2 separate regions of the Homo sapiens genome follow, and region 1 is linked to region 2. A link is an interaction called in ENCODE POLR2A ChIA-PET data of the cell type or tissue named here. Cell type or tissue: A673. All regions are shown on one strand. Each heading gives the region's core, and the rest is flanking DNA. Links, peaks and the distances in the headings are about the cores only. Region 1 has its middle 80 kb from the start of NCAM1. Region 2 overlaps SIK2 (salt inducible kinase 2).

The links. ChIA-PET counts read pairs that join two places held together with the same protein. Peaks named below come from ENCODE experiments on the same cell type or tissue, not always from the same donor. Only the 100,000 strongest peaks of a DNase experiment are listed, where the experiment ranks them.
Region 1: POLR2A ChIA-PET joins it to region 2 with 5 read pairs; 1 of 35 experiments calls an interaction of 5 or more read pairs at or near these places.

What each region holds. Positions count from the first base shown.
Region 1 is chr11:112,880,242-112,883,157 of GRCh38, forward strand. No RefSeq gene overlaps it. Among named protein-coding and RNA genes, the nearest start is that of NCAM1, 80 kb to the right of the region's middle. RefSeq lists an enhancer at 1,501-2,001. In A673, for the core only: no CTCF peak of the experiment used is centred there; a DNase peak (open chromatin) is centred at 1,380; H3K4me3 peaks cover 757 bases; H3K27ac peaks cover 315 bases.
Region 2 is chr11:111,630,618-111,633,533 of GRCh38, forward strand. The region is part of intron 3 of SIK2 (salt inducible kinase 2); the gene reads left to right. Among named protein-coding and RNA genes, the nearest start is that of SIK2, 30 kb to the left of the region's middle. In A673, for the core only: no CTCF peak of the experiment used is centred there; DNase peaks (open chromatin) are centred at 1,234 and 2,394; H3K4me3 peaks cover 222 bases; H3K27ac peaks cover 1,806 bases.

The DNA.
Region 1 (2,916 bases), core at 150-2,649, 1.2 Mb after region 2:
TCTCATTTTCCATAGTTATTTTTTTAACTTGGTGTTACTTTCACAAAATTAAAACAAACAGTAAGCCTACCTGGCATGACAGAAAGTCCAGAAAAGACTAGAAAAGTACCAGGAACCCAAGGCACAGTCACACCAGCTCAGCTGTTCAAATCCCATTAAAAATAAATGATCTAAGAAGTACTCTCTGGGGGACCCCTACTCAAACAGAGGGGGAAAGAGAGCAGGGAGTACAGGAATATCTCTGTGAATAAATGACAAACATCATCACCTTCCTATGCTTCTGCAGGAGTGCTGACCAGAAGAGAAGAGAGAGGTGGGAACAGGAAACCTTCTTTCTAGTCATCACCCTCACTTGGCATGTACTGTGGTTGTCACCCCCTCAAGGCCTGTCCGGTGCAGGAACCAGTCAGGAAACAGACAAACCCCACTCTGGGAGTAAGCAGAACTAACATTTCCTGGAAACGAGGTCAGGTGTTGATTTTCTAGTCCGCAGAGTTTAACTTAGTAGACTGGCCTCCCTTGTCCTCCATATACATTCCCCCACCAGCCACAGTGGTAGCCATACTACTTCTTCATCTAAGGTGTCTGCAAGCTCCCTCTGCATAAGACCTGTGGTCTCAGCTAAGTCATTTAACCTCCCAGCCAACGTTTTCCTTTTCTGCAGAATGTAAAATGTGAAGCAAAAAAAAAAAGTAAATTATGTCAGAGTTTTCAGGACAAATGAAAAATGCCTATTAATGTAGGATTAAAATTGTATACAGAATCATTATAATGTGTGAACTGTTGGCGGCTTCAATGTGCAAATAGTAACAATAATTATTATCACTATAGACTCCCAAATATCCCTGCAGCTGCTGGAATAGTAAAGAACATTTCCAGGCTGCTAAGGGCAGGAGAGCCACTCATTCTAACTGCTAGTCCTTCCTAATTTGACAGCCCAGCCTGTAACCTACATTTTCAATTTGCAGAAAAAGAAAAATACAGGTCTAACCCCAGGAGAGAAACCAAAGTAAAAAAGAAGTGAAGATAGAGGACTGAATTTAGATGGTTTGCTTTTCTGCCTTGAGTTAAAGGTGTCAACTCCAGAGAGCAGGTGTATCAATGGTGGTTTTGTCTACCCGACAGAAAGATTGTGTTAGACCCCTATTGACCCGTAGCTAATCCCCTTCCCAGGCAGGTCTAGCGAAGGACTGTTTGTCTAGGGCTCTGAGCATTTTCTGCACCTTGAGGTTGCAGCACACAAGGACCAGTCTAGAACGACAGCCACCACCCTGCTTTCCCTGCCAGAAAGCTAGCAGGAAACGCCTAAAGGGAAGGGATTCATTAGCCTCGCTCTGCTGCCTGGGGAGCCAATCACAGGAGCCTGTTCGGACAGACAGCCAATCACATCGCTGGACAGGACAGGGCCCAATCGTCTTGCTCCCCCATCCAGGCCATTTCGTCTGGAGCCTCCTCCCGCGGTGGGCTTGTTTCCCAGCCCTGCCAGTCACTCGCGAAAGCTGCTGGGGAGGGGACGCTGCGAGCCCCGACCCGAGCCAGGCCAGCTTGGGGAGCAGACTCTGTTTTATGGGCTTCAGAAGGGCAGAAGGGCGGGACAGCGAGACTGATGGGAAACACCCAGGGCAGAGACCAACTCCAATTCATCAATTCCACAAATACGTGTTTACTGGGCACCGTTTCTGTGGCAGGCACTGGGAAGAAGGGCACAATCCCTACCCTCAAGGAATTCAGAGTCCAGTGGGGGAGACGGAAGTAAGGAAATGCAGTACTTCTATGAGCGTGTGATGAGAACCAAGCAAGAGAAATAAGATGTTTATGAGCAGGTGACAGGGCGACAGGGCGCTACCTAATGGGTCGGGAGACCCCCCCCCCCCACCCCCAGAGGAGTTGCAGTGACCCACAGTGGCAAATCACAGACCAAAAGCCCCTGCATGGGGGCTGGAGACCCTCACCACCCCCTACCCATCTGTACTAGTTGACTAGGGTGTCCTAACCAAGGACCACAGACTAGGTGGCTTGAACAAGGAAAATATATCTTCTCACTCTTTTGGAGGCTGCAAGTTGAAGACGAACGTGCCAGCAGGGTTAATTTCATCTGAGCCCTCTCTCCTTGGCTTGCCTTCCCAATGTGCCCTCACATAGCCTTTCCCTCTGTAAGCATGTCTTTATCCAAATTTCCTCTTCTTATAAGGACACAAGTCATACTGGGTTAGGGCCATTTTACCTCTTTAAAATACAGTCTGTCTCTAAATGCAGTCACATGCTGAGGTACTGGGGATTGGAAGTTCAACATACAAATTTTAGGTGGAATACAAGTGAGCCCATAACACCATTATTTTCCACAAATATTGTGAAGCTCCTATTTAGCCACTTCCTCCCCCAAAGACCACAGTGACCAGGGGTTTTCTGTCTTCTAAATCTCCTGTACTAAGTGCCTGTTTACTCAGACTTAGACCAGCTCCTATCAGACAAGAGGTGTGATGAAGCCGCATCTGGCTCTTGAGACAAATGTCTTATTGCTCATCTTTTCTTCCCAAAGCTGTATGTCTATTAGAGTCTTATAGCAACTTCTTTGCACTGCGCAACAGCCCTGCTCACTGGCCTCATGCCCAAGATATTTAGTATGGCATTTCATTCATGATAAGGGCTGGTCTTTCCTAGAGGCCTGGCGGGGAGAGAGCAAGTGAAACAGCCGTTTATCAACCAGGGCCCACACAGGCAAGCCAGAATCCCCTGGAGGCAATGCCAGGCATCCTGAGTCTGCTGCTATGGGACATAAGGGCACACTCTGTGATCTCTGAGATTGTAGGCAACACAGCAGGAATCTGGATGGTCTACATGAAAGTGGGGGAGGCACCTGTCTGAGACCCACAGTTGAGTACACTGAAGATTTGTTTGCTGAATATCCACTGGGTG
Region 2 (2,916 bases), core at 150-2,649:
ATGCCTTTTATTAGAAGCAGGTGGAAGAAAGGAATTGATGGAGTAGAAGAGTGGCTTGGGAAATATGGACAGTTTCTTTCCTGATTAGCCAAAGGAGCTTGGAATGAAGTGGGGGTATTTGGTCATTAAGAGATCACCAGTCACTTCAAAGAAAGTACTTTTCAGTAAACTGGAAGCTACAACCAGATTTCAAGAGGTTAAGGATGCATGGGTGATAAAGGGAGAAAGATATTATAAAACTACCTTTTGAAGTTCTCAAGGTGGAAAGAAGGGAAGGAAAGAATTGAGGGGTAATAGGGTCTACATAGGATTCAGTATTATGTAATGGTTTTGGTTGTGGTCTTGGTGTTTGAAACAGCTAGAAAAGAAAAGAATGTAGGCAGGAAGAAAGAGATGGTGAAATAAGGTCCCAGAGTAGACAAGAGACAATGGGATTAAGGGCACAGAGGGAATGATTAGTTTAGAAGAGAGGAATTCCTCCTTCTCTGAAAAGGTGTGCATTGGTGCAGTTACAATGATAATTAGAGATTGTGCCAAGGATCTGGCCTACAAAGGCTCTTTGTGGTAGAATAGAAGGAAGATGAGTTTGTTGATTCAAGATAGAGGTATTTCATTCTGTAGTGTAGCTGATGAGACATCAGAGAAAGGCAGTACATTAGACACTGTAGTGAGAGAAAGGTTTAGAACAGCTAGCAGTGCTCATATGATTGTCAGGGGATGAATAGAAGGATCAATAATTAGCAGTGAGGGAGTTTATGGTAGACTCACATCAGCAGTGCTTTTCAATCCAAGAGGAGAAAAAGTAGACAATATGAATGAATGGCCCAGGTTGAGGATTAGAATGGTGGAAGATGAAATGCATGTAAGAGTTGCTGTGGTCAGAGAGGTCATTGTTGAAAAGGCTGATTGTGAGATCCAAGTTCAGGAGAGAGATAAGTGAAGCAACAAAAGGGCCTTATGAGCTGGAATAATAGAAGAGTGGAGAGACTGAAGAGGTTCAAGTACTTTAAGGGAACAACATTTATATATTAAAAATATTTAAAACTCTAGCCTTGAGTCTGTGCATAACTCCCAGCAGCTTGCCACTTTCAATTTCTCTTCTACTCTTAGCACAGTTGCCTTAACCGTGCCCTGCTAATTCCAGGAAGGCCTTAGGTCTTTGCACTTTTCTCTTCTACTTCTTGAATAGAGAGGCTTCCTGTGCCATCTGGTTTTCTTGCTCCATCTGACTAGGCTTACGCCAAAAGAGCAATTATGGTGGCATGCTGGGAATGCATCTACGGTGTGTGATTCATGCATTATGAGGCTCTGATGGTTATCCTTTATTTTTGTTCAGTTAATTATATTGTACCTCATTCCACAAAGAGTTGAAGTAGTTTCAAAGGAGAATAATACCCCCAAAATTCTAGAATATAAATAAGAAGAAAGAGTTGAATCAGAAAATAGATATAAAAGTAGAAAACAATTGTCAGGAGGAAAAAGGAACAGAAATATGCAGGACATAAGGGCCTAAGAACTTCACATTTGGCTTCAAGCTTTGTGGCTGTCAAAGTGAATAGAAGATGCAGGCATTTACCGAATTTTATCTAAGAGAAGGAACGGTACCTCTTCCTCGAAGAAAGCAAAACTTTTCTTAGTAGTAAATTCTAGAATAAAATTTTCCTTTGGCATTTCTAATAAGAGGTACTAAGTAAGTCATCTTGTTAAAATAAAAATTTGATCCTGTTAAAAATTTTCAGGGACTTCCCTTGCTTTTGGGGTAAAGTCCAGGATCCTTAACAAGGTCATCAAGGATCATTGCACTCTATATACCCTACCCTTAAAAATAATAGCAAGAAAGATTATCATTTCTTGAACTCTTACCATATATCAGGCATTGTGTTCAGTCCTGTACATAAACTATGTCATTTCATCCTCTCAGAAACCTTATAAGATGGATTTTACAGTTGAAGAAACTGAGGGACAGAGACCTTACACAATTTGCCCAGGGTCACAGAGCAAGTAAGCAAGTAGGTGGCATAACCAAGACTTGAAGCCATATTCTGACTTCATGTACTAACTGATTATATGCCGCCTTAGAGTTCTTTGAACTTCACAAGCTTCCGTCTGCTGATTTTGCACATTTCTGTTTCTTCTGCCCCGCCCCTCATCTCCTTAAGCATGTCATTTAATTGAATTGAATCTTGATGGATATCATTAATTTAATATATTAACAGTAAAGAATAGAAACAGGGAAAGCATTTAATGGTTTTGTCAACTACAGTGAATATAACTGTTCCTCTTAATTTAATATGTGGCTTTGGTCCTGTATTCCCTCCTTATCTATAATGGAAGTAGGAAGCGTTTGGGCTCCTGTCTTCTGTACTTTTGGAAACTGGCCAATGAACTGCTTACCAGATCTAATGACCAAATCTAATTAACTCCCACAAAACCCATAGCTAAGCTAATCTCCATATTCTCAAAATAGAACATGTAAATCTCTGATTCAAACTCTGTGCTCATGTTGATCTGGAGCCCTAAAGCCCTTTGCTCTCTGCCTATTGAAATACTGCCTATTTAAAAGTTCTAACTGAAGTTCCAGCTCTTCAGTCAAGTTTTTCTCAATTAATTCTATCCACATTGATTTCTTATTAGGAGAACACTGTAGTTCTCTTTCCTGCACAACTCATTTTAGAATTTATCTACACACTGCCTTTCACTGTTATTTAAAGTCTGCATGTGTATCTTTTATCTCTTAATAGATTGTAAGCTTCTGTTGAGGACTTTAGCACAATACAAAGTGTTTTACAAATACCTGTTGAATGAATGGTGTAATAGTCTGTTTTGGCCTTGTAGACCTTATTTACCGAGTGAAGCCAACAGGAGAACACTGCCAGGTTAAGTAGTCTGAGGTACTTCTTTGTTCAGTTTTTGAAA